Regions from separate parts of the Homo sapiens genome. Here regions 1 and 2 are each linked to region 3. A link is a loop called in an ENCODE intact Hi-C map of the cell type or tissue named here. Cell type or tissue: natural killer cell. All regions are shown on one strand. Links, peaks and the distances in the headings refer to the core of each region. The heading gives the core; the rest is flanking DNA. Region 1 overlaps LIPC (lipase C, hepatic type). Region 2 has its middle 120 kb from the start of LIPC. Region 3 overlaps ADAM10 (ADAM metallopeptidase domain 10).

The links. A loop is a pair of places that touch in the nucleus more often than their neighbours do. Peaks named below come from ENCODE experiments on the same cell type or tissue, not always from the same donor. Only the 100,000 strongest peaks of a DNase experiment are listed, where the experiment ranks them.
Region 1: a loop joins it to region 3, with 8 times the contacts of the local background. A loop is called at or near these places in 3 of 110 quality-filtered maps.
Region 2: a loop joins it to region 3, with 2.9 times the contacts of the local background. A loop is called at or near these places in 2 of 110 quality-filtered maps.

The regions. Positions count from the first base shown.
Region 1 is chr15:58,512,552-58,520,574 of GRCh38, forward strand. The region is part of intron 1 of LIPC (lipase C, hepatic type); the gene reads left to right. Among named protein-coding and RNA genes, the nearest start is that of LIPC-AS1, 18 kb to the left of the region's middle. In natural killer cell, for the core only: no CTCF peak of the experiment used is centred there; DNase peaks (open chromatin) are centred at 3,440, 4,800, 5,340 and 6,250; H3K27ac peaks cover 4,209 bases.
Region 2 is chr15:58,311,098-58,319,120 of GRCh38, forward strand. No RefSeq gene overlaps it. Among named protein-coding and RNA genes, the nearest start is that of LIPC, 120 kb to the right of the region's middle. In natural killer cell, for the core only: no CTCF peak of the experiment used is centred there; DNase peaks (open chromatin) are centred at 2,454 and 3,574; H3K27ac peaks cover 1,902 bases.
Region 3 is chr15:58,610,576-58,618,598 of GRCh38, forward strand. ADAM10 (ADAM metallopeptidase domain 10) reads right to left here. Exons shown (of 16, transcript NM_001110.4): 12 at 1,233-1,416; 13 at 424-532. Among named protein-coding and RNA genes, the nearest start is that of LIPC-AS1, 120 kb to the left of the region's middle. In natural killer cell, for the core only: no CTCF peak of the experiment used is centred there; a DNase peak (open chromatin) is centred at 4,306; H3K27ac peaks cover 2,435 bases.

The DNA.
Region 1 (8,023 bases), core at 1,872-6,871, 98 kb before region 3:
GGTCTGCGAGACTACCTGGAAAAGCCACGGGAATCACAGCCCACAGGGTGACATCTCCAGATCCAGCAGTCTTTTAGGAAGGCAGATGGAGTCTCAGACCTGTCCCACCCATCTTAAAGTGGCCTGGTCACAGGGTCAGAGCTTCAGCAGACAGAGGCGCCCTGGGATAAGTTGCCAAATATGGGTTGAGCAACAGTGGCACTGGAACGAGGTAGGAGGCGGGGAAAGGGGATGGAAGGTAAAATCCTGCCCCTGTCCTCAAGGTACTTACAGTCAATGTGAGGAAGGCTGACAGCCATAAAATGATGACCTATGACAACGAGGGTCGTTCCACACACATCCTCCAGACCCCGGCACAAGACCTCCGCCTTTCATCTCCATTATATTGGGCAAAACACAAAGCATCAACGAAAAAAAAAAAAAAGTAAAAGTACATAGAAAAGGAGACACAGAGGAATACAGAAAAGCAAAAACCTCCTTCAAACTGGTGGATGTTTCATCCCAAAGGACGCTCGACCTTTCTCAGGCATCCTGCCACTGAAGAAGTCAATTACTCACGGCCCACAGTCCCTAGGTTCCGCTCAGCACAGTCTGGAATCAAGGGTTCATTTAATGGAAGCTTAACAGATTCAGATTTCTCTAATATTCCACATCCCCTTCTGCCAAGAAGCTGCTTTGAAAGATGACACTCCCTTGATGTGAATTTGCAGCCTGCCCCATTAACAAGGCTTCAGTCAGAAAACATTTTTAAATCAACCCTGTTCCAGACACTTGCTCCCAAGGACAAACTAGAAGAAACTCTGCACCAGCTCAAACCTTCCAAGCACTTTGATGATCAGAAATGAAGGGAAATATTAGAACAAATCTTATTAATCCAAATATTCTCAACAATCTTCAAAGCAAACCGTTGCTCTGGGCTGCAGAAAGCAGAGCTCATGCAGAGCCGGCCCTTTCTGTCCTAACTCCTGTTAGCCAAGCCAGCCCCCTAAAAACAGACCTCAGAACAGCAGAGGGAAATATTCAGAATCAAAGGTGATGGGAGGAAAAAGGAAGAGGAAACAGGTAAATGAAAGAAGGAGGATGAGGATTGGAAAGCTGACTACTTAAACTTTTAGCACGTCCCTCAAATAAAAGGATAAGGTGTTGTATGCCACACTGCCTCAAAGCAACTCCCTCAGTTCACAGTTGTGCAGCTGAGAATTCTGGAGAAACCCCACGGCAGCTGGCATCTATGTCCTGGCTCCACTCACAAGGGGCTGAGAACCCCAGGACTCCTCACCATGCACATTTCTCTTGGGTGTGGTGGGAGGAGCATTTCCGTTTCCAAACCTCGGGGCCATTTGCTCTTAGATACACAAACATCTCCCCAGCCTTTGCCAAGTTCACCCAGCCAGAAGGCCATAATGCAGAATTAGTAGCATTTCAATCATTTCCGTGACGAGCTGGTGACAGGCTGGAATATGATGAGTGAAGCAATCAGATGTTGTTACAGGAAAGAGGCATGAGAAGAGAATGACAACAGAGTGGTACAGTAATAAGCATCATCGTAAAAGCCCCCACTGGCATCAAGTTTATCATCGCCAGCATAACTAAAGGAGCCAGAACACCTGTTTGTAATGGGGATTCCAGCTCCTCCACTTTCTAGCTGTGTGGCTGAGCACGCTTCTCGCCCTTTCTAAGTCTTGGCTGAGCATCTGTGGAAGGTGGATAGCAATCGCTACTTCATAAGATTGTTTAGTGATTAAAGTCAAACAATGTCTATAAGGCATTTGCAAAGCATTAGCAGTACCAGTAGTACCAGTAGTAGTAGAAGTAGTAGTAGTATTTGGTATTATAAGGAGTATTTTATATTATTTCAAATAGGATTATGCACTATTTCATTATACCCTTATCTCATATAGAAGACATTTTTAATGCTATTTGATTGAAAGTAGACCAGAGACTCAGAAAGGTTAAACCTCTTTCCTAGTAAGTATAAAAAGTTAATGCAGGCCAGGTGCAGTGGCTCACGTCTGGAATCCCAACACTTTGGGAGGCCAAGGCGGGAGGATCACCTGAGGTCAGGAGTTTGAGACCAGCCTGGCAAACATGGCAAAACCCCATCTCCAGTAAAAATACAAAAATTAGCCAGGCATGGTGGTGCACACCTGTAATCCCAGCTACTTCGGAGGCTGAGGCAGGAGAACAGCCTGAACCCAGGAGGCAGAGGTTGTGGTGAGCCAAGATGGTGCCACAGCACTCCAGCCTGGACGACAGAGTGACACTCCATCTCAAAAAAAGTTAATGCAGAAATAAGGCTGCATATCGGTTTCCTATTGCTTCTGTTAACAAATTACTACAAATTTAATTAGTTAAATTGACACTATCTTACAGTTCTGGAGTCAAAAGTCCTAAAATTAAGGTGTCAACAGAACTGTGTTTCTTCTGGAGACTCTGAGGACAGAATCCGTTTCCTCACCTTTTTCAGCTTCTAGAGGCCACCTACGTTCCTTGGCTTGTGGCTCCTTCCTATATCTTTAAAGCCAGCAGCATAGCATCTTCCAGTTTCTCTCTCTGATTCTAAGCCTCTTGCCTCTTTCTTATAAGAACCCTTGTGATTACATTGGGCCCATTCAAAGAAACAAGGATAATCTCCCCCTCTCAAGATCCTTACCTTAATCACATCTGCAAAGTCCCTTTTCCATATAAGGTAACATATTCTAGGTTCTGGGGATTCAGATGTGGACAAATTTGGAGGTGGTCATTATTCAGCCTACCATAAACTGGATCCTGTTCTGCAGAACATAGCTATTTGGAGCAAGAATGGGAGTTTTGTTTGCTTTGCTTTAAACTCTTTCATTTCTTTACTCAGCAAATACCATAGAGCAGCTACTATGTGCAGGGCACATTCATAACTCATAACCTCCTCCTCTCTGGATATAACCACATCAGAATCGAGCTTCATTAGTGTGATATAAAAGAGGTCTTTGCATATACACACACATATATATATATATATATATCTCAAAATATCACCAAAACCCATACTTTAAAAAACAAAAAGGGCCTTTGGAGATCATCAGCCAATCCCCTTATTCTATAAAGGGGCAGAGGAGTAATACAACTATCCCAGTGTCAAATAGGGAGTTTGTGAGACATAATGAGGGCCTGAATTAGATCTGGAGGAAAAAAAGTAAATGGAGGTATTTTTGAGAAAAATCAGTGAGCTGAACGGCAATAGGGTAGGAGAAATGTAGGGGTCAAGGGTGCCTAAAGTTCATGGCTTGGGGATGTCACTCACAGAGCTGGGGACAGATAGAGGAAAGACACTTTTGAGGGAAAATATGTATTCAGTGTGTTCTAGAACTCGGATCTCTTCTTAGTGTCACTGTGAAATTTTCCATTACTTCATCTCACTTCCTGTTCTCTCATAAGCGCGAACACGGGGCTGTAATCATCGTCTGACCACCACATGTTAGTGCACTGTGTTTCTTGCTGACACCTGGCTAGGCTTTGAGGATGAGTTTCCATCCCAACATCTACCAACATACAAGGAGCCCAAGGCAATGGGATTTTCTGCGCATCTTTGCTTGAACCTTAAAGGTGCTGCCCCATTGTCTTCTGGTAGGCCTCGTTTCTGGGAAGACGTCTATTGAATTCTTATCTTTGTCACTGAGTATGCAGTTTGACTTTTTACCTCTAGCTTCTTTTTTTTTTTTTTTTTTTTTTTTTGGTCACTGGTTTTCAGCAATTTGATTATTCTGTGGCTTGGTGTAGTTTCCCTCATATTTTTTGTGTTTTGAGATCATTGATCATCTTGGATCTATGTATTTAGTGCTTTCATCAAACGTAGATATTTTTCCACCATTATTATTTCTTTAAGCATTTCTTCTGTCCCCTTTCTTGTCTCCTTTGGAATTTTCAATTACATATATATGAGGCCTCTTAAAATTGCCCGACAGCTCCCTGATGTTCTGTTAATTTATTTTCAGCCTTTATTCTCTGTGTTTCAAATGGATGGTTTCTGTTGCTGTGAATTCAAGTCCACTAATCTTTTCTTCTGCAATGTGTAATCTGTTATTCATCCCACCTAATGTATTTCATATCTCAGACATTGATTTTTGAATCTCTAGAAGTTCAGTTTAGACTTCTTATATCTCCCATATTTCTTCTTAGCATGCTTACATTTTCTTCTACCATCTTGAATAAATGAAATATAGTTATAAGAACTGTTTTAATGTTCTTGTGGACTAATTTTACCATCTATAACAATTCTAGGTTGGTTTTGATTGATTGATTTTTCTCTTCATTATGGGTTGTATTTTCCTGCTTCTTTGCATGCCTGGTAATTTTTGACTAGATACCGGACATTGTGAATTTTACCTAATTGGTGCTGGGTATTCCTACATTATTTTAAATGTTCTTCAGCTTTGTCCTGGGGTGCAGTTAAATTACTTGGAAATAGTTTGACCCTTTTGAGACTTGCTTTAAAACTTTGTTAGATGGGACCAGAACAGCCTTTAGTCTAGGGCAAATTTGCCCCTTGAATCCAAACACTGTTTATGTTGTTAATGATGACAAAATATCCATGTCCCACACTATTCCTTACTAAGTCTCCCTTCAACAATTGTGTTTGAGTAGAACTGTTAACTGCCTCACCTCACTCTCCTGTGTATTCACAAGGCAAAGATCCCCAAGGTTTTGACCAATACCCAATGTTGTTTTGGTGCCAGCTTGCACAGCACCAGGGCTCTTGCCTCTCAGAGAGAATTGTGCCCCCTCTCTCCACTATGTGGCACAGCACATTGAGCTCAACAACGTTCTATCAGACTGATGTTGCCATAACACTGCATATCTTCACCCAGGAGGGGCGACAGCCCTAAGTCTCTTATGTGGCAAAATAAAATCCAACTTTCAGTGCTAAAAAGGCCCTGCTTTTCTGGAGCGAACCCCTTCAGAGGTCTCACAAGCATTTAAAAGAGAATTTCTAGACCACAAGTTTCAGTGTGGAGAGCTGCAGGCTTAGAGAATTGCAGGGATGTTTGAAGCCCTGCCCACAGTTCCAGGAAACACCCTTTGTATATGAGCTCCTTTCCCACACAAATGTGAGAAGGAGGCTATGACCCTGGAAATTGAACACAGGGCAACAGAAACCCTGCCGAAACTATTCTTGCATTGACATTAGACACAAAAACACCCATATAAGCTTGATTTGCTGTCACAGTCAAATAAAACAATAACATGTAAGCATTTCAAAGAGATTCCACTGACATTCTCACTTGTGATTCTGACAACAAGCGTGTAAGTAAGAAAGGCAGGCGTCACAGCTCCTAAGTGACAGACGAGGAAATCAGCCTTGCGGAGGTTAAATGATCTCAACAAGGTCAGACAGCTAGTTGGTGCAAAGTGGGGCCCTGAACCCAGATCTTCTGACTCTTGGTCAAGAGCTCTATTCATTCCGCTGTGTCTGCTCTCTTACTATATCAGAAAAGGGAACAGCCACCAACTTCCTGTGTTGACCCTAGACCAGGACTTCTTGATCACAGCACACTTAACATTTGGGGCTGGATAATTCTTTGTTGTGAGAGGCTGTCCTGTGCATTGAAGGGTGTTGAGCAGTATCCCTGGCCTCTACCCACTAATGCCAGTAGAACTCCCCTTGCCCCCTGTTTTGACAACCAAAACTATCTCCAGGTGTTGCCATGTTTCCAAATGCCCCAAGGTGGGGGAAGGTAACAGCAGAGCAAACTTACCCCTCAGTTGAAAACCACTGCCCTAAATGATGCCTGAGAATGCTGTCCACGTGTTTGAGAAAGCAGTGGTGATTAAGTTAGTTCTGTGAAAGGAGAAACAAAATCAAAAGAGGAACTTGTGCTGATACCAGTGAGTCTGGGACCACGAAACTTGGCCGTGAGAGACAGAATTGTGCAGCACCAGGGAGTTATCTAAAAAGTTCTCTTCTGGGCCACCCTCTGAACTTAACCTTCTGTGTTCTCGCTCCACTCCTTCAGGCTCAGTCAGCTCTGCAAAACCCAATCCACTTTCCAAGGAAACATTTCTGGAAGGCAACACGGAATTAGTTAATGTGATGAGAGGCAGAACAGAGCAGTTAAGATGCAGGCTCTGCACATACCACAACGTGGATGAATCTCACTTAATGTTGGGTGAGAAGAGCCAGGCCCAAAAGAGCATCTATTGTGTGAATCTACTAACTCGAAGTTCAAGAGCAGGCAAAACTAATCTCCGGTGATGGAAGTCTGAACAGTTACATCTGCTGGTGGTGTTGCCTGGAGACACGTTTCAGAGAATAGAAATGTTCTCTGCCTTGATGGTGGTGGTGGTTACGGTGGTTGTAAACATAATAGACACTCACAACACTCACAGAGCTATACACTTACGATTCGTCACCTAAAAAAAAAAAGAAAGAAAAAGAAAAGAAAAGAATGTTGACTCTAGAACCAAATTGTCTAAGTTTCATCCCTGACGATGACTCTGGTTACCTTAGAGCATTTTGTGAAAAGTTAATAAACTACACAGGGTATACAGGAAGTGCACAATAAGTATTTGCATCATTATAATTAACAGAACTACACTTCAGCCAAGCGCAGTGGCTCACGCCTGTAATCCCAGAACTTCAGGAGGCCGAGGCAGGCAGATCACGAGGTCAGGAGATCGAGACCATCCTGGCTAATATGGTGAAACCCTTTCTCTACTAAAAATACAAAAAAAAATTAGCCGAGCGTGGTGGCAGGTGCCTGTAGTCCCAGCTACTCGGGAGGCCAAAGCAGGAGAATGGCGTGAACCCGGGAGGCGGAGCTTGCAGTGAGCCGAGATTGTGCCACTGCACTCCAGCCTGGGTGACACAGAGAGACTCTGTCTCAAAAAAAAAAAAAAGAAAAAAAAGAACTACACTTCTAGCCAGTCAGGCAAAGCCAAGGATTAAGAGAGTTACTCTGAATTTCTCTGCTGCCCCCTCTGCCTCACCTCCCATGCATTGAACACAGAGTGTATATGTAAGTCCTCCCACCCCAACCATCAAGACAGGCACATCTGCCATTTTTCTCTGTCTTCTTCAGTTCCTTCCAGGTTCTCTCTGCCTTGCTTAGGAGCTGCCCCTGTTTGCAGAGCTCTTCATCAATAGACTGAATATTTACAGAATAGCGCAGTTTTGATTAAACAGTTCATTTCACTGGAGACTGGGGTGGTGTATTGTGTCTCCTCCGGAGTTATTCTTGGCATCAGCAGCCCTTGCTCTTAGCATCCGTTTCTTTACATTTTAAGGTGGAGCATAAGAAGAACTGCAGTGAAACAGATCAGATGGGGGGCAGGTGGGATTTCTCTTTACCTTTCCCCCGCTATTTCTTGGTGGATTTATCCCGTTATCTTCGCTGCTATTTGCTCCTTGCTATCTTTTATTCTTCTCTTTTGAAACTGGCCGAGTCAGAAGGAAATAAACAAATGCAAGGGTGCGTAGAAAGAGCATTAGATGGTAGGTCCAGAAACTTGGACTCTACATCCAGCATCTAGTGATGTGATTGATTGATATCTGTTTTAGCTTTTCGGCACCTCAGGTTTTGGGCTGTTTTTTTTTTGTTTTTTTTTTAATCTGTTAATTGAAGTGATTGGTCTAGATTTGTGGTCTTTGAATGTGTGTCAGCCATGGAAACCTTCCTACAAACAGAATCTCAAGCAGCAAATGTTAAAACCTAAAAGCAATTTTGTTTGGGTTGAAACAAGGTGGGCGGGCAGTCAGGAACCCACCCTTTTAACTTCTGTGTCCTCTGCCATCTCCTGTAGCAGCCCCCAAAGTAGTTCCACAAGATCCTTGGCCTTGGGATGCTAGAGCACAACGTCTAAACCATTCGATGTGCCTATTTAGAAACTCATTTCCTGCTCTTAAAGCGCTCAGCCCTCTCCCCTACACATAAAGCCTTGCCTCCATGAAAGCAGGGAGGACTAGCCTTCGAAACCCCAGCACACAGAGGTGAGTGTGAGCACAGCTCAACAGTATACAAGCCCGCTGGAAAGCTGCCCCAGACAGAAT
Region 2 (8,023 bases), core at 1,079-6,078, 300 kb before region 3:
CCCGTCTCTACTAAAAATATGAAAATTAGCCGGGCGTGGTTGCGGGCACCTGTAGTCCCAACTACTTGGAAGGCTGAGACAGGAGAATCGCTTGAACCCAGGAGGTGGAGGTTGCAGTGAGCCAAGATCATGCCACTGCACTCTAGCCTGGGCAACAGAGCAAGACTACATCTAAAAAAAAAGGGAAGGCCAGGTGCGGTGGCTCACGCCTGTAATCCCAGCACTTTGGGAGGCTGAGGCGGGCAGATCACGAGGTCAGAAGATCGAGACTATCCTGGCTAACATGATGAAACCCCATCTCTACTTTAAAAAATACAAAAAATTAGCCGGGCGTGGTGGCGGGCACCTGTAGTCCCAGCTACTCGGGAGGCTGAGACAGGAGAATGGCGTGAACCCGGGAGGCGGAGCTTGCAGTGAGCCAAGATCGTGCCACTGCATTCCAGTTTGGGTGACAGAGCGAGACTCCAACTCAAAAAAAAAAAAAAAAAAAAAAAATTCCTGGCGTCGGGCAGGTACAACATGAAAAATTTAGAAAATTAAAATCTAAAAGTCATAGACATAACGCTGAGCAAGCCATACACACAAAGCATACATACTTAATGAGTCCATTGCTATGAGGTTCTAGAATAAGCACACTCATCTAAGGAAATGATGAGTTTCCCTTGCAGGGAAGGTGGGGATTCAGCAGGTCACAAGGGAACTTTCGGGCAGATGGAGATGTCTATATTATGATAGGGACATAAGATACATGGGTGTATTCACTTGTCAAAATTGTACAGTTAAGGTGTGTGTGTTTTGATATGTACATTTTACTTTAAAAATGTATAAAGAAGACAATAACCATCACCTAAAGTCACACCAACCAAAGTTAACCAACCAACACTTTTTAATTACCAGATAGCCATTTTTTCTTGCAAAGTTTATGAAGTTGAGATTATATTGAATATATAATTTTAAGTTTATATAGATTTTTTTCCATATCATTAAACATCTTAATCAACATCGTTTTTAAGTAGGTGCCTGATTTTCATTGTTTGGGTAATCTGTAAATCATATACCATCTCTACGGTACTGGGCATGTAGGTTGCTTTGGCAATAATGAATAACAGTGTGATTAACATCTGTGCTCATATGTCTTTGTCTGCATTTCTGATTATTTCTTTAGAAGATTCCTGGAAGAGGAATTACTGGGTAAAGTGTATGAATATTTTAAGGCTTTCCGGAATGCACTCCTATCAACAGCGTGGGCTCTGTGCTTTTCTCCCTGCACCCTTACCAGCCTTGAGTAGTGTCCTAGTCTTAATTTTGCACGATGCAGTAGGGGAAATAGTATATTATTGTCATTATTTGCCTTTCTGTGATCACTGGTAAAGCTGATCATTTACCCACATGTTGTGAGCCATTTTTATTCCCTTATCTGTGAACTGTCTGTTCATGTCCCTACCCAGTTTCCTACGTTGATATTTTAGTGTTTTTCTTGTCAAAGTAGAAACCCTTTAAAGACTGAGACCACTAACTGCTTCTCTACCACATTTGTGATTCCCATTCCCAGCTGGCTTTTAATTTTGTGGTTTTTTAAAAAACTTGCATTTACCATTCATCCATCTAGTTGGAATTGTTTCCTTTGCTTTCGTTGTTAATGCTCCCATGTCTTGTAGCTCAGGGTGGGATATTATAGGTGGAGTCAGCCATGTGAGCTACAGCCTGGAATCTGGAAGGAGATGTTAAGGTGAAGAGAGAGGGGCTGAGGGCACGGGCTTCTGTTGGGAAGTAGGAAGGAGACTTGGCGAGATGTGTGAGGAGGGGACTGAATCATCGGAGCTGTTCCTACGGGTGGGGAACAGGCACTGTGTGATGGATGGGCAGGTAGGGCACACAGGCTCTAGAGCTCAGCTATTCATTGCTTCACCATTGACCACTTGAAATGTGCCTAGCCTCAGCTGAGATGTGCTGTGGGGAGAAAGCACATGCAGATCTCAAAGACTTAATATGGGAAAAAAAAAAGAATATCCAATTTTTTTTATATTAATTGCATGCTGAGATGACATGTTCGCTATATTGAGTTAAATGGAATATATTTCTAAAGTTAATTTCACCTGTTTTATTTTCCTTTTATGTATTTATTTTTACAGAACAGTATGAATATAACTCTTTTACTTTTTTAACGTGGCTACTCAAAAATTTTAAATTCCGTGTGTGGCTCACATTCTTTTTCTATTAGCACCTCTGCAATAAAGTCAGAGAGCAGCCTTCAAGGGCAGCCCCTGCTGTTGACCAGCTGAGGACCCTGATGGTGGGGTGTCTACACTCTGGCAGACACTGTGCTAGATGCTTGGGTCTGCGTGTCTTCATGAGATAACTCACAATAACCCTGTGAGTCAGGTCACATGATACCCATTTTACAGATGAGGGAACTGAGGGTGAGATCTTAAATCACGTGAACAAAACCACATTGCTAGTGAGTAGCAGGACCAGGACTTCTGATTTGGGTCTTGTGCTGTTTCTAGCCCATGATGGGGAAGTCACTTAATCTCTCTGAACCTCAGTTTCCGCATCGTTAAAATGTGGGTATCACAGGTTGGGTCGTCTAGGAAGCAGACACTGGGATGGAGATTAGCATGTGGGAAGTTTATTAGGGCATGCTCTGCAGATCCACACTGCGGGGGCAAGACAAGGAAGCAGGGCTGGGCAGAGGGAGAAGCTGGGCTACCAGACAGGCAACAAGGACTCAGCTGACCCCACGGGGAGCTCTGGGGCTAGGATGGCCCTTCACAGTGGCCCAGACTGGGGTGAGAAGGCCAGGCCTTATGGACCCACATCAACCAGTCATTCCCTGGATGTTGCTTCCCTGGGGGAGGGACATGACCTGGAATGAGATGTCTTACTTCAGCCAAGAAAGGAAAATGCACTGAGAGCTGTCAGGGAACAACCTTCCCAGCAGCTGGGGAGAAAATCAAGCAATCTTGAAGGAGGATTTAGGCAGCAGGGCACAGCGTCCATGACAATGGCTAACAATAATAAATAACTGCATTACAGGGCTATATAAGGATCAAATGAGGATATATATTAAGGAAATATATAATGCAGAATATATATCATATATAGTACATCCTTTTATATATATGAGGCTCTCTATATAGCTCCTCGATACAAGGATCAAATGAAGATATAAAATAAGGAAGTCTCTTATCAAAATATTACTATTATTATCTTGTGTATAATAGTGAGCTATTATATCCGTCATGTATAATAGTGAGCTGCCAGTTGTTTGTAAGAAAGGTGACATGATGATGAGATTAATGCTCCAAGAAAGAACAAGCTGACACTGGTATGAGATGGTTTCTAAATTATACATAGAAAGTAAAAAGACCTCATCGTGGGCAGGTGAGGTTCTGAGGTGATAAAAACCTGGGCCTAGGTCATGGCCTAGGAAATGAACGAGGAGAGAGGATGTAGAAGCTGCTTTAAGGGTAGAATTAGCAAAAATCAATGACTAGTTATCTAGAGGAAACGAGTTTGAAGCCTGAGATTTCAAATTTGGGTGGCAGGAAGTTAGAAGTGCCATGATGAAGGCAGGAAACGTGCAGGAAGGAAAAGGTTTTTAAAAGGGTAACAAATTATATTGTTGTGAGCAGCTTTGAAAAGTCTCACTGTTGACTCTCAGAATGTGAGTGGAAGCAGTTGACAAAAGGAAGCATGTCCTTCAGAGGAAAAGTACCCTCTCACCAAATTTACTGCTAAAAAGCACCACTCAAAACAGCCAGAAAATACTCTTTTAAGAGTAATTTTCTCAATTACAATTAGCCCTTCAATAACACAGGTTTGAACTGCATGGCTCCACTTAGACAAAGATTTTCTTCTGCCTCTGCCAACCCTAAGACAGCAAGACCAACCTCTCCTCGTTGTCTTCCTCCTCAGCCTAGTCAATGTGAAAACAACAGAGATGGAGACCTTTATGGTGATTCACTTGCACTTAATGAATAGTAAATATATTCTCTCTTATGATTTTAATTTCCAACTTTCGTTTTAAGTTCAGGGGTAAATGTGTAGGATGTGGGGGTTTGTTACATAGGTAAAAGTGTGCCATGATGGTTTGCTGCACAGATCATCCCATCATCCAGGTATTAAGCCCAGCATTCATTAGCTATTCTTCCTGGTCCTCTCCCTTCTCCCACCTCCCACCCTCTGACAGGCCCCAGTGTATGTTGTTCCCCACCCCATGTGTCCATGTGTTCTCATCATTAGGCTCCTACTTACAGGTAAGAACATGCCATATTTGGTTTTCTGTTCCTGTGTTAGTTTGCTAAGGATAATGGCCTCCAGCTCCATCCATGTCCTTGCAAAGGACATAATCTCGTTCCTTTTATGGCTGCATAGTATTCCGTGGTGTACATGTACCACATTTTCTTTATCCAGTTTATCATTGATGGACATTTAAATTGATTCCATGTCTTTGCTATTGTGAATAGTGCTGTGATGAACCTACGCATGCATGTATCTTTATAATAGAATGCTTTATATTCCTCTGGGTACATATCCAGTAATGGGATTGCTGTGTCTAATGGTATTTCTGCCTCTAGGTCTTTGAGAAATCACCACAGTCTTCCACAATGGTTGAACTAATTTACACTCCCACCAACAGTGTAAGAGTTCCTTTTTCTCCACAACCTCACCAGCATCTACTGTGTTTTTCACTTTTCAATAATAGCCATTCTGACTGGTGTGAGATGGCATCTCATTGTGGTTTTGATTTGCATTTCTCTAATGATCAGTGATGTTGAGCATTTTTTCATATATTTTTGGCCACAAGTGTGCCTTTTTTGAGAAGTGTCTGTTCATGTTCTTTGCATACTTTTTAATGGGGTTGTTTTTTTCTTGTAAATTTGTTTAAGTTCCTTATAGATGCTAGATATTACAACTTTGTCAGATGCATAGATTGCAAAAATTTTCTCCCATTCTGTAGGTTGTCTGCTTACTCTGTTGATAGTTTCTTTTGCTGTGGAGAAGATCTGTAATTAGATCCCATTTGTCAATTTTCGCTTTGTTGCGATTGCTTTTGGCATCTTCGTCATGAAATCTTTGCCCGTGCCTATGTCCTGAATGGTATTGCCAAGATTTTCGTCTCTAGGGTTTTTATAGTTTGGGTTTTACATTTAAGTCTTTAATCCATCCTGAGTTGATTTTTGTATATGGTGTAAGGATGGGGTCCACTTTCAATTTTCTGTATATGGCTAGCCAATTCTCCCAGCACCATTTATTAAATAGGGAATCCTTTCCCCATTGCTTGCTTTTGTCAGGTTTGTTGAAGCTCAAATAGTTGTAGCTGCGCAGTCTTATTTCTGGGTTCTCTATTCTATTCCTTTGGTCTTTGTATCTGTTCTTGTACCAGTACCATGCTGTTTTGGTTACTGTATCCCTAAAGTACAGTTTGAAGTCGGTAACATGATGCCTGCAACTTTATTCTTTTTGCTTAGGATTGCCTTGTCTCTTCAGGCTCCTTTTTGGTTCCACATGGATTTTATAATTTTTTTTTCTAATTCTGTGAAGAATGTCAATGATAGTTTAATGGTAATAGCAAAGAATCTATAAATTGCCTTGGGCAGTATGGCCATTTTCATGATATTGATTCTTCCTATCCATAAGCATGGAATGTTTTTCCATTTGTTTGTGTCATCTCTGATTTCTTTGAGCAGTTTGTAGTTCTCTTTCAAGAGATCCTTCACTTCCCTCATTAGCTGTATTCCTAGGTATTTTATTCTTTTTGTGGCAGTTGTGAAAGGGACTTTATTCATGATTTGGCTCTTGGCTGGCCTGTTGTTGCCGTATAGGAATGCTAGCCATTTTTTCACATTGATTTTGTATCCTGAGACTTTGCTGAAGTTGGTTACCAGCTTAAGAATTGGGTTGAGACAGTAGGGCTTTCTAGGTATAGGATCATGTCATCTGCAAACAAAGATAGTTTGACTTCCTTTCTTCCTAGTTGAATACGCTTTATTTCTTTCTCTTGCCTGATTGTCCTGGCCAGAACTTCCAATACTATGTTGAATAGGACTGGTAAGAGGACAATTGTGTCTTGTGTTAGTTTTCAGGGGGAATGCTTCCAGATTTTGCCCATGCAGTATGATATTGGTTGTGGGTTTATCATAAATGGCTCTTAATATTTTGAGGTATGTTCCTTCAATACCTAGTTTATTGAGAGTTTTTAACATGAAGGGATGTTGAATTTTACCAAGGCCTTTACTTTGTTCATTGAGATAATCATGTGGTTTTTGTCTTTAGTTTTTTATGTGATGAATCACATTTATTGATTTGAATATGTTGAACCAGCATTGCATCCAGAGATGAAGCCTACTTGATCATGGCGGATAAGCTTTTTGATGTGCTGCTGGATTTGGTTTGCCAGTATTTTGCTGAGGAGTTTTACACTGATGTTCATAAAGGATATTGGACTGAAGTTTTTTCTTTTTCTTTTTTTTTTTTTTTTTTTTTTTGTTGTTGTTGTATCTCTGCCAGGTTTTAGTATCAGGATAATGCTGGCCTCACAGAATGAGTTAGGAAGGCATTCCTCCTTTTCAGTTTTTCAGAATAGTTTCAGTAGGAATGGTACCAGCTCTTCTTTATACCTCTGGAAGTGTTCAGCTATAAATCCATCTGGTCGTGGGCTTTTCTTGGTTTGTAGGTTATTACCGCCTCAATGTCAGAACTCATTATTGGTCTATTCAGGGATTCAATTTCTTCCTGGTTCGGTCTTGGGAGGGTGTATGTGTCCAGGAGTTTATCCATTTCTTCTAGATTTTCTAGTTTATGTGCATAGAGGTGTTTACAGTATTCTCTGATGGTTGTTTGTATGATTTTCTTAGAAACATTGTCTTTTCTCTAGCTTACTTTATTATGACTACAATATATAATATATATTATATACAAAATATGTGTTAATCAACTATGTTATCAGTAAAGCTTCTGGTCAACAGTAGGCTATTTGTAGTTAAGTTTTTGAGAGTAAAAAGTTTTATGCAGAATTTTGACGGTACAGGGGGTCAGTCAGTACCCTAATCTTCATGTTGTTCAAGGGTCAACTGTAATTCGTATCTTGCCTTTTTTCAGAAAGAATTTAGGTTGACTCACAAAAATAGGTAAAATATATCAAAGGAATATAAATCAGTAGTAGGCAAGAAAGAAGAGACAAAAGGAAAATGAGATGGAAACATAAACAGAGCCAGGAATGAGGCCTATACAAAAACGCATGTCAAGAAATTCCGTGCCCTTGCTAAGGGTTGACTCTAAACCTTTCGGTGCCTGAAAACGAAAAGATGTTTAAAAAAAGTGTTAAGTCAGAGAAAGGCCATGGGAAGGAGTTGGGATGAGTGTGGAAGGAGCCAGAGAATACAGAGAAAAGAGGTATAGATTCATGATAGGCTTTTACTAATGCCGAATCACCTTCAGATGAGGGTGCTATGATATTGTGATCTCAGTATATGGGAAACGTAAACTTTACCACGTTTAGAGAGTGATGTATTAAGTTGGCTAAAAGTACTAAGATTAATAATATCTGACATTTATACAGAGTCTGGAGGACACATTGCACAGTGAAATGCACTACTACAAATAGCACGAAGCTCTCTGGGCACCAAGGTGCCAAGACTGCCAGGGTGGGAAGCCAGAATATCACTGTGGCCTACACATATGGGCTCAAGACGGACTGGAAGCTACTGATTCAAATGCAGATTGATTGTACAATGAGACTAAGCTCCCACTCCTCACCGAGGAGAACATCATTTGGATTTTCAGGCTCTGGCACAGTATGTAATTTAGACCAACCTCCCAGCAAAGATAATTTAAAGAAGGACAACACAATCACGTTTAATGTGGAGGACAAAATAATTGTCTATGTTGAAAATCAACAATGGAATCTACAAATGCTACTAGACCTAATAAGTGAGTTTTGCAAGGTTGCAGGATAAAAGATCAATATGCAAAACCAGCTGTATCTCTATACACAAGCTATAATCAGAACTTATAATTT
Region 3 (8,023 bases), core at 1,479-6,478:
AGATTTCCAGTTGTGCAAATACAAAGAGGGAAAAAAAACTGAAATCATTACCATAACATGTTATACAGACCTTCTCTAGTTAGGCTGGGTAACGCCATCAGTAATTCATATTAAATGTTACAATGTAAACAAGCAACCAGCAAGTCTTGACTCAGTGTCCACGATGACTTAAAGTCTAACAGTGTTTATGTAAATTACTGCTGTAAAGCTGGCAACGTTTTGTCTAGTTTATCATTTTTAAAACATTGTAGAGACCATAATAATAGAGACACAATGCTACGTTACATTTATAATCTCCTCAAGAGGACAGATTTAGCTGGAAATTATCTGGCCAAACTGTAGGTCAAAGTTTTACACTTAAAATTTAGGAGAAAATAATAGTTTGAGGCAAATTTTATACTCTTGTGTTTTTAAAAGCCTTACTTTTCTTCATACAGCATACATGGCATAATTCTTTATCATCTTTGCCATCAGAACTGGCACACGTACACTCCTCTAAGCCATATTTCTCACAGATAGAACCTGCACATTGCTAGAAGAAAAATAAAAGACAAATTGTTTAATCCCTATACAGTCAAACCTATTTTTTATAGTAACAGACAGGCAAGTATGAGCTTCCAATGTCAAAATATTTAAATGGAAATGAAAGTGAAAAACAAACAGAGATGAGTATCAAAACTGAATTACATAAATACATTTGAAAAAATTTGAAAAACAGTAAATCCAAGAAAGATAGTAAATCTTTTAAAGCAATGGCAACTTAAAAAAATGAAATAAAAGCAGAGCAAGAGATTAGATGAGGATCGATTTTATGTTGGTTATTACGGCTCTTCTATAAAGAAAGAAAAATTAAATTTTTTTCCTGTAGAGCAAAGTGATATTCAGCCACAAAAGCTTTGAAGGTTTGATATTCAGAGAAGATGACCAAAGAGTTCTTTTATTTAGGCTACTGAAATATTATTTTATAAAACTTAAATATTATAGACAAATCACATGCCGAGTTGTACAACTATGTTTCTCTAGAGAATATCAACCACATGTACATGGAAAGATGAAAGACAAATTAGTAGCTAATTGAATGCCACATAATATATTCATGGTTTTGTGAGGGAATATTACTTAAACAGAGACCAAGATTAATTACTTTAACTATGTAGCTTTAAGCATCAATAATTCTTCTGAAAAACAAGTTTTCTAAAATTAAATTTTAAAACATATAGTTAAATGCTTACCCCATTAATGCACACTTGTGTATGCCTATTACAGTCTGTGAAGTTTGGTTTAGGGTCAGATGCTGGGCAGAGAGCTGTGAAGCCATTACATATTCCTTCCCTTGCACAGTCTGAATCATCCCGACACTTCTCAGACTTTGACTTGAATGCACACTGTGCTGTACAACAAGGACCTTGACTTGGACTAGAGGAAACATTAAGTGATTAAACAAAGTAAATCACTAGTTATTCCCTATATACTATTAGATATTAGATTAGATCCACATTATTAGACATAGTACCAATTTTTAAATCCTAAGTCTCATCACTTAAATGATAAGTATGTTACTGGTATACAACTTCAAAAAACTGAAACCGCACACCGCCCTCCTGAGTAAACAGTGCACTGGTGGAGCCGTGTGTCCCAAAGAAACAGTGCCTGGGCCTACACAGAAAAGTCACACCCTGCAGGGTATGAGATAAAGCAGCACATTGCTCCTTCAGGTAATAATGCCTTGGCCAAGTTGAGGAGCTGTGCATTCCAGGGCTAAGCCAACACAGTAACTCACATCCCAGGGAAATATCAGTGGCTGAACTGGGATACTATGCCTACAGGCCAAACAACTCTAGCACCCTGCTTCCCTGGAGCTAGACTAGCCCCCTAGAGTCTGAGCTGCTGAGACACCCTTCTCCCCACAGTAGTCATCACTGTGCTGTTCCCTGCCCCCTAGGGCCCAAATGACAGCTGTGCTTGAACATTCTGAGGTACTTGCTGTTGCTGCACCTGGTCTCACAGACTTTGGGATACCACCAAGCCCCACCATCCCAGGGTCTAGACTCACCACCACCTCCATCCCCGGTGACCCAACTCGTCACTGAGTCCTATTGGCTCAGGCTCCGAAATTACTGCCATGCACTGTGCTCTGGGCTCAAATCTCCAGAGCACCTCTTCCCTGGACCCAAGCCCGGGCTATACCCTGCCCACAAAGTGTATAATCCCAGCTACAGACTGGCCCGCTGGGCCCAAGGTGCTAGGGAGTAACCCAGAGTCACAGATCCTGGTGCTATAGGCAACCTACATTCAATCTTGCCAGACAGTAAACATGCACTGCAAGACACAAGTACCATAATAGGTTTGTGAGATCCTGAGCCTAGAACTCCAGCCCCACAGTTACTCTACGCATCCGCAACTGGAAGCCAGCACCGCAGCAGGTGCTCGTAGGCCATGTCAGACCTGACACCAAGAGGGATCCCCTTGGCTAAGTCTCACCATTATGGGAAAAATGAGAATAGGAGGGCCCCAAAAGGCGTTGCCACTGAGGACATTAACAACCTACACCACCAGCATCCATTACCACAAACTTCTACAGCACAGACCACTGAGGTGCCTACAGTTATTGATGATGTTGAATACAGCTGAAGAAGCTGCATGGAGACTATACCACTGCACCTACCTGGAAAAAGAAGCACCACACCCTTCCCGACCAGCACACTAAGACCTAGCTACAGGTGAGAGTATATCTCCATGAAAGTCACTCTAGAAAATTTAGATGAGACGACTGTTCCACCAGACAGGCACACAGACATGAACACAGGGACTCATGAAACATGAAAAAACAAATATATATGACACCACCAAAGGAACATAATTAACTCTCTAGCAACAGGTCCCAAAGAAAAGGAAATCAATAAATTGCCTAAAAAGGAATTCAAAATAATGATTTGAGGGAAAAGACACAAGAAAATATAGATAAAAAATTCAATGAAACTAGGAAAACAATTCATATGAATGAGAAATTCAAAAAAGTAATAAATATCATTAAAGAGAAACAAAAATCCTGTGGCTTAAGAATTCAGTGAATAAAATAAAAATATATAATAGACAGCTTCAACAGCAGACTTGATCAAGCAAAAGAAAATCTCTGAACTTCAAGATAGAATGTTTGAAATTACTCATTTAGGGGAAGGAAAAAAAAAGGAAGAAAGTCTATAAGACTTATGGGACACCACCAAGTGAATAAATTTTCATATTATAAGAGCTGCAGAAGGTTGGGTGCAGTAACTCATGCCTGTAATGCCAGAACTTTGGGAGGCTGAGGTGGGAGGATCACTTGAGCCCAGGAGTTCAAGATCAACCTAGGCAATGTAGTGAAAGCCCATCTCTGCAACCAATCAATCAATCACTTAAAAGCTACAGAAGGAGAAGAGATTTAAAAAGGCACAGAAAACCTTTGTTTTGGCTGGGGTGCACTGGCTCACACCTGTAATCCCAACACTTTGGGAGGCCAAAGCAGGTGGATCACTTGTCAGGAGCTTGAAACCCCGTCTCTACTAAAAATACGAAAAAAACTAGCTGGGCATGGTGGCACGCACCTGTAATACCAGCTACTCAGGAGGTTGAGGCACAAGAATCACTTGAACTTGGAAGGCAGAGGTTGCAGTGAGCTCAAACTGTACCACTGCACTCCAGCCTGGGTGATGAAGTTAAGACTCTGTCTCAAAATAAAAAGAAAGAAAAAAGAAAGAAAAAAAAAAGAAAACCTATTTATTAAAATAATAGCTGAAAATGGAAGTCTTCCTTGAGGATTTATAGTCAAATTGTCAAAAGTCAAGGACATAGAGAATTCTAAAAAAAACAGCAAGAGGAAAGTATCAAGTCACATATAAGGGAGCATCTATTAGACTAGCAGCAGATTTCTCAGCAGAAATTTCACAGGCATGGAGAGAATGGGATAATATGTTCAAAGTACTGAAAGAAAAAACAAATTGGCAGCCAAGAATCTATAAGACTTTATTTGTCCCTCATTTCTGAAGGATAGTTTACAAATTAGCAGCCAAGAGTCTATACCCAGCAAAACTAACCTTCAGAAATGAGGGACAAATAAAGTCTTTCCCACACAAGCAAAAATAGGAAATTCATCACCACTAGACTGACCCTACAAGAAATACTCAAGGGATTCCTGCACCTGGAAGCAAAAAAAACCAATAATCACCATTGTGAAAACACACAGAATTATAATGCTAACAACCTACGTACACCAACACCGCCATTACCACAAAGCTGTACAATACAGGCCACTGTGATATACAAATGAGAAAAAGAAGAGTCAAATGTTACCACTACAGAAAACTACCAAACCACAATGCTAAATGAGAGAAAAAAAGAAAGAAGAATATGCAAAAACAAAACAAAACAAAACAAAAACAGCCGGGTGCAGTGGCTCACGCCTGTAATCCCAGCACTTTGGGAGGCCGAGGCAGGCAGATCACGAGGTCAGGAGATCGAAACCATCCTGGCTAACACAGTGAAACCCCATCTCTACTAAAAACACAAAAAATTAGCCGGGCGTGGTGGCAGGCGCCTGTAGTCCCAGCTACTAGGGAGCCTGAGGCAGGAGAATGGCGTGAACCCAGGAGGCGGAGCTTGTGGTGAGCCAAGATTGCACCACTGCACTCGAGCCTGGGCTACAGAGCAAGAGTCCGTCTGAAGAAAAAAAAAAAAAAAAAAAAACCAGAAAATAATTATCAAAATGATAAGAGGAAGTCCTCACCTACTGATATCAATCATGAATATACACCAATGAAATCCCCCTACTTAAAAAGACACAACCTGGCTGAATGGGCCTATTTTAATCTCTTCTCCCTCTGTAGCTTTTAAATTACTTATGTATTCATTTATTTGTAGAAATGGGATCTCACTATGTTGCCTAGGTTGGTCTTGCACTCCTGCTCAAGCAAAACTCCCGGCTCGGCCTCCCAAACACATGACACATCCACCTATATGCTGCTTACAAGAAAATCATTTTACCTCTAAAGACATATATAGACTAAAAGTAAAGGAACAGAAGAAGATATTTCACTCAACCAGAAACAAAGTAAGCAAGACTAGCTATACCTGTATCAGATAAAACAGATTTTAAGTCAAAAACTGTGAAAAGAGGGCCAGGCACAGTGGCTCATTTTGTAATGCCAGCACTTTGGGAGGCCGAGGCGGGCAGATCACCTGAGGTCAGGAGTTCAAGACCAGCCTGACCAACATGGCAAAACCCCGTCTCTATTAAAAATACAAAAATTAGTTGGGCATGGTGGTACATGCCTGTAGTCCCAGCTACTAGGGAGGCTGAGGCAGGAGAATCGCTTGAACCCGGGAGGCGCAGGTTGCAGTGAGCCGAGATCATGCCACTGCACTCAAGCCTGGGTGACAGAGCAAGACCCTGTCTCCAAAAAAAAACTGTGAAAAGAGACAAAAAAGATCACTATATAGTGATAAAATGTTCCATTCAGCAAAGGGATATAACAATTCTAAATCTATATGCACCGAACACCAGAGCACCCAGATACATAAAGCAAATACTATTAGATCTAAAGAGAGAGATCAACTCCAATAAAGTAACGGTTGGAGACTTCAACAGCCCATTCTCAGCACTGGACAGATAATCTAGACAGAAAATCAAGAAACACTGGATTAGAACTATACTTTAGACCAAATAGATCTAACAGACATTTACAGAACATTTCATCCAACAGCTGTGGCAGAATACACATTCTTTTCATTAGCACATGAAACATTCTCCAGGATAGACCACATATTAGGCTATAAAACAATTATCAACAGATGTTCAAAAACAGAGATCATATCAAGTATCTCTTCTGAACACAACAGAATGAAACTAGAGATCAATCACAAGGGGAACTTTAGAAACTGTACAAACACATAAAAATTAAACAACTTGCTTCTGAACAACCAATGAGTCAATGAAGAAATTAAAAATGAAGTTTAAAAGCTCTCTGAAACAACTGAAAATAGAAAAACACAACATACCAAATACTATGGGATACAGCTAAAGCAATATTAAGACGGAAGTTTATAGCAATAAATGTCTACATAGAAAAAGTAGAAAGATAAACAACCTAACAATGCACCTCAACGAATCAGGAAAAAGCAAGAACGAACCAAACCCCAAATTAGTAGAAGAAAAGAAATAATGAAGATCAGAGCAGAAATAAACAAAATTGAGACTAAAAAAATACAAAGAATCAGGCCAGGCACGGTGGCTTATGTCTATAATCCCAGCACTTTGGGAGGCCGAGGCGGACAGATCACAAGGTCAAGAGATTGAGACCATCCTGGCTAACACGGTGAAACCCCGTCTCTACTAAAAACACAAAAAAATTAGCCAGGCGTGGTGGCAGGTACCTGTAGTCCCAGCTATTCCGGAGGCTGAGGCAGGAGAATGGCGTGAATCCAGGAGACGGAGCTTGCAGTGAGCCGAGATTGCACCACTGCACTCCAGCCTGGGGAAAAAAGTGAGACTCCGTCTCAAAAAATAAAAAAATAAAAAAATAAAATAAAAATATATCAACAAAATGAACAGTTGGTTTCTTGGAAAGATAAAATCATCAATCCATTAACTAGACAAGGAAAAAATATCCAAATAAAATCAGAAACAAAAAAGGAGACGTTATAACTGATACCACAAAAATACAAAGAATCATTAGAAACCATTACAATAAACTATATGCCAATAAATGGGAAAACCGAATGATAATTAATAAATCCCTGGACACATACAACTTACCAAGATTGAAATAAGAATAGAAAACCTGGACAGATCAATCACAAGTAACAAGATTGAATCAGTAATTAAAAAAAAGTTTCCCAACAATACTTCCTGATCACCAGGTAAAATAAGTAAGAAAAAAAGAACTAGAACAAGACAAGAATGTCCACTCTCACCACTGTTATCAATATAGTAATGGAAGTCTGAGCCAGAGCAATTAGGCAAGAGAAGAAAATAAAGGACATCCAAATTGGAAAGGAGGAAGCCAAACTGTTCCTGTTTGTAGACAGCATAATCTTATATATATAGACAACCCTTAAAGCTCCACTGAAAACTCTTAGAATTGATAAATGAATTCAGAATAGTTGCAGGATACAAAATTAACATTAAAAAACCAGTTGTGTTTCTATATACAAGAAAATAGCAGAAAATCAATCTCATTTATAATAGCTGCAAAAAAAAGAGTAAGTTTAATAAACGCAAGGAGGTGAGTTTATTAAATTTCTAGAAGGAAAACTATGAAACACTGATGAAAGAAACTGAACAAGTCAAAAAAAAAAAAAAACACATTTCATGTTCATGGACTGGAAGAATTAATACTGTGAAAACGGCCATACTACCAAAAGCAATCTACAGATTCAATGTAATGCCTATCCAAATACCAATGACATTCTTCACAGATAAAGAGAAAACAATCCTATAAGTCATATGAAACCACAGAAGCCAATAGCCAAAAGAATAAAGCTGGAGGCATCACACCACCTAATTTCAAAATATACTACAAAGCTATAGCAACTAAAACAGCATGATACTGACATAAAAACAGACACATTAACCAATGAAACAGAATAGAGAATTCAGAAATAAATCTATATATTTACAGCCAATTGATTTTCGAGGTGATTTTTGAACATTCAGTGGGGAAAGGACAGTCTCTTCAATAAGTGGTGATGGGAAAACTGGATACCTATATGCAGAAAAATGAAACTAGACCCCTATGTCTCACCACATACATAAACCAAATCAAAATGTGATGGAAATTTAAGACCTGAAACGATGAAACTACTAAAAGAAAACATTGGGAAAAGATATCAGGACATTGATCTGAGCCAAGATTTTTGAGTAAGACCTCAATACTGCAGACAACAAAAGCAAAAATAGGCAAATAGGGTTACACACACTAAAAAGCTTCTGCACAGAAAAGGAAACAATCAACAGAGTGAAGAGACGATCTGCTGAATGGGAGAAAAC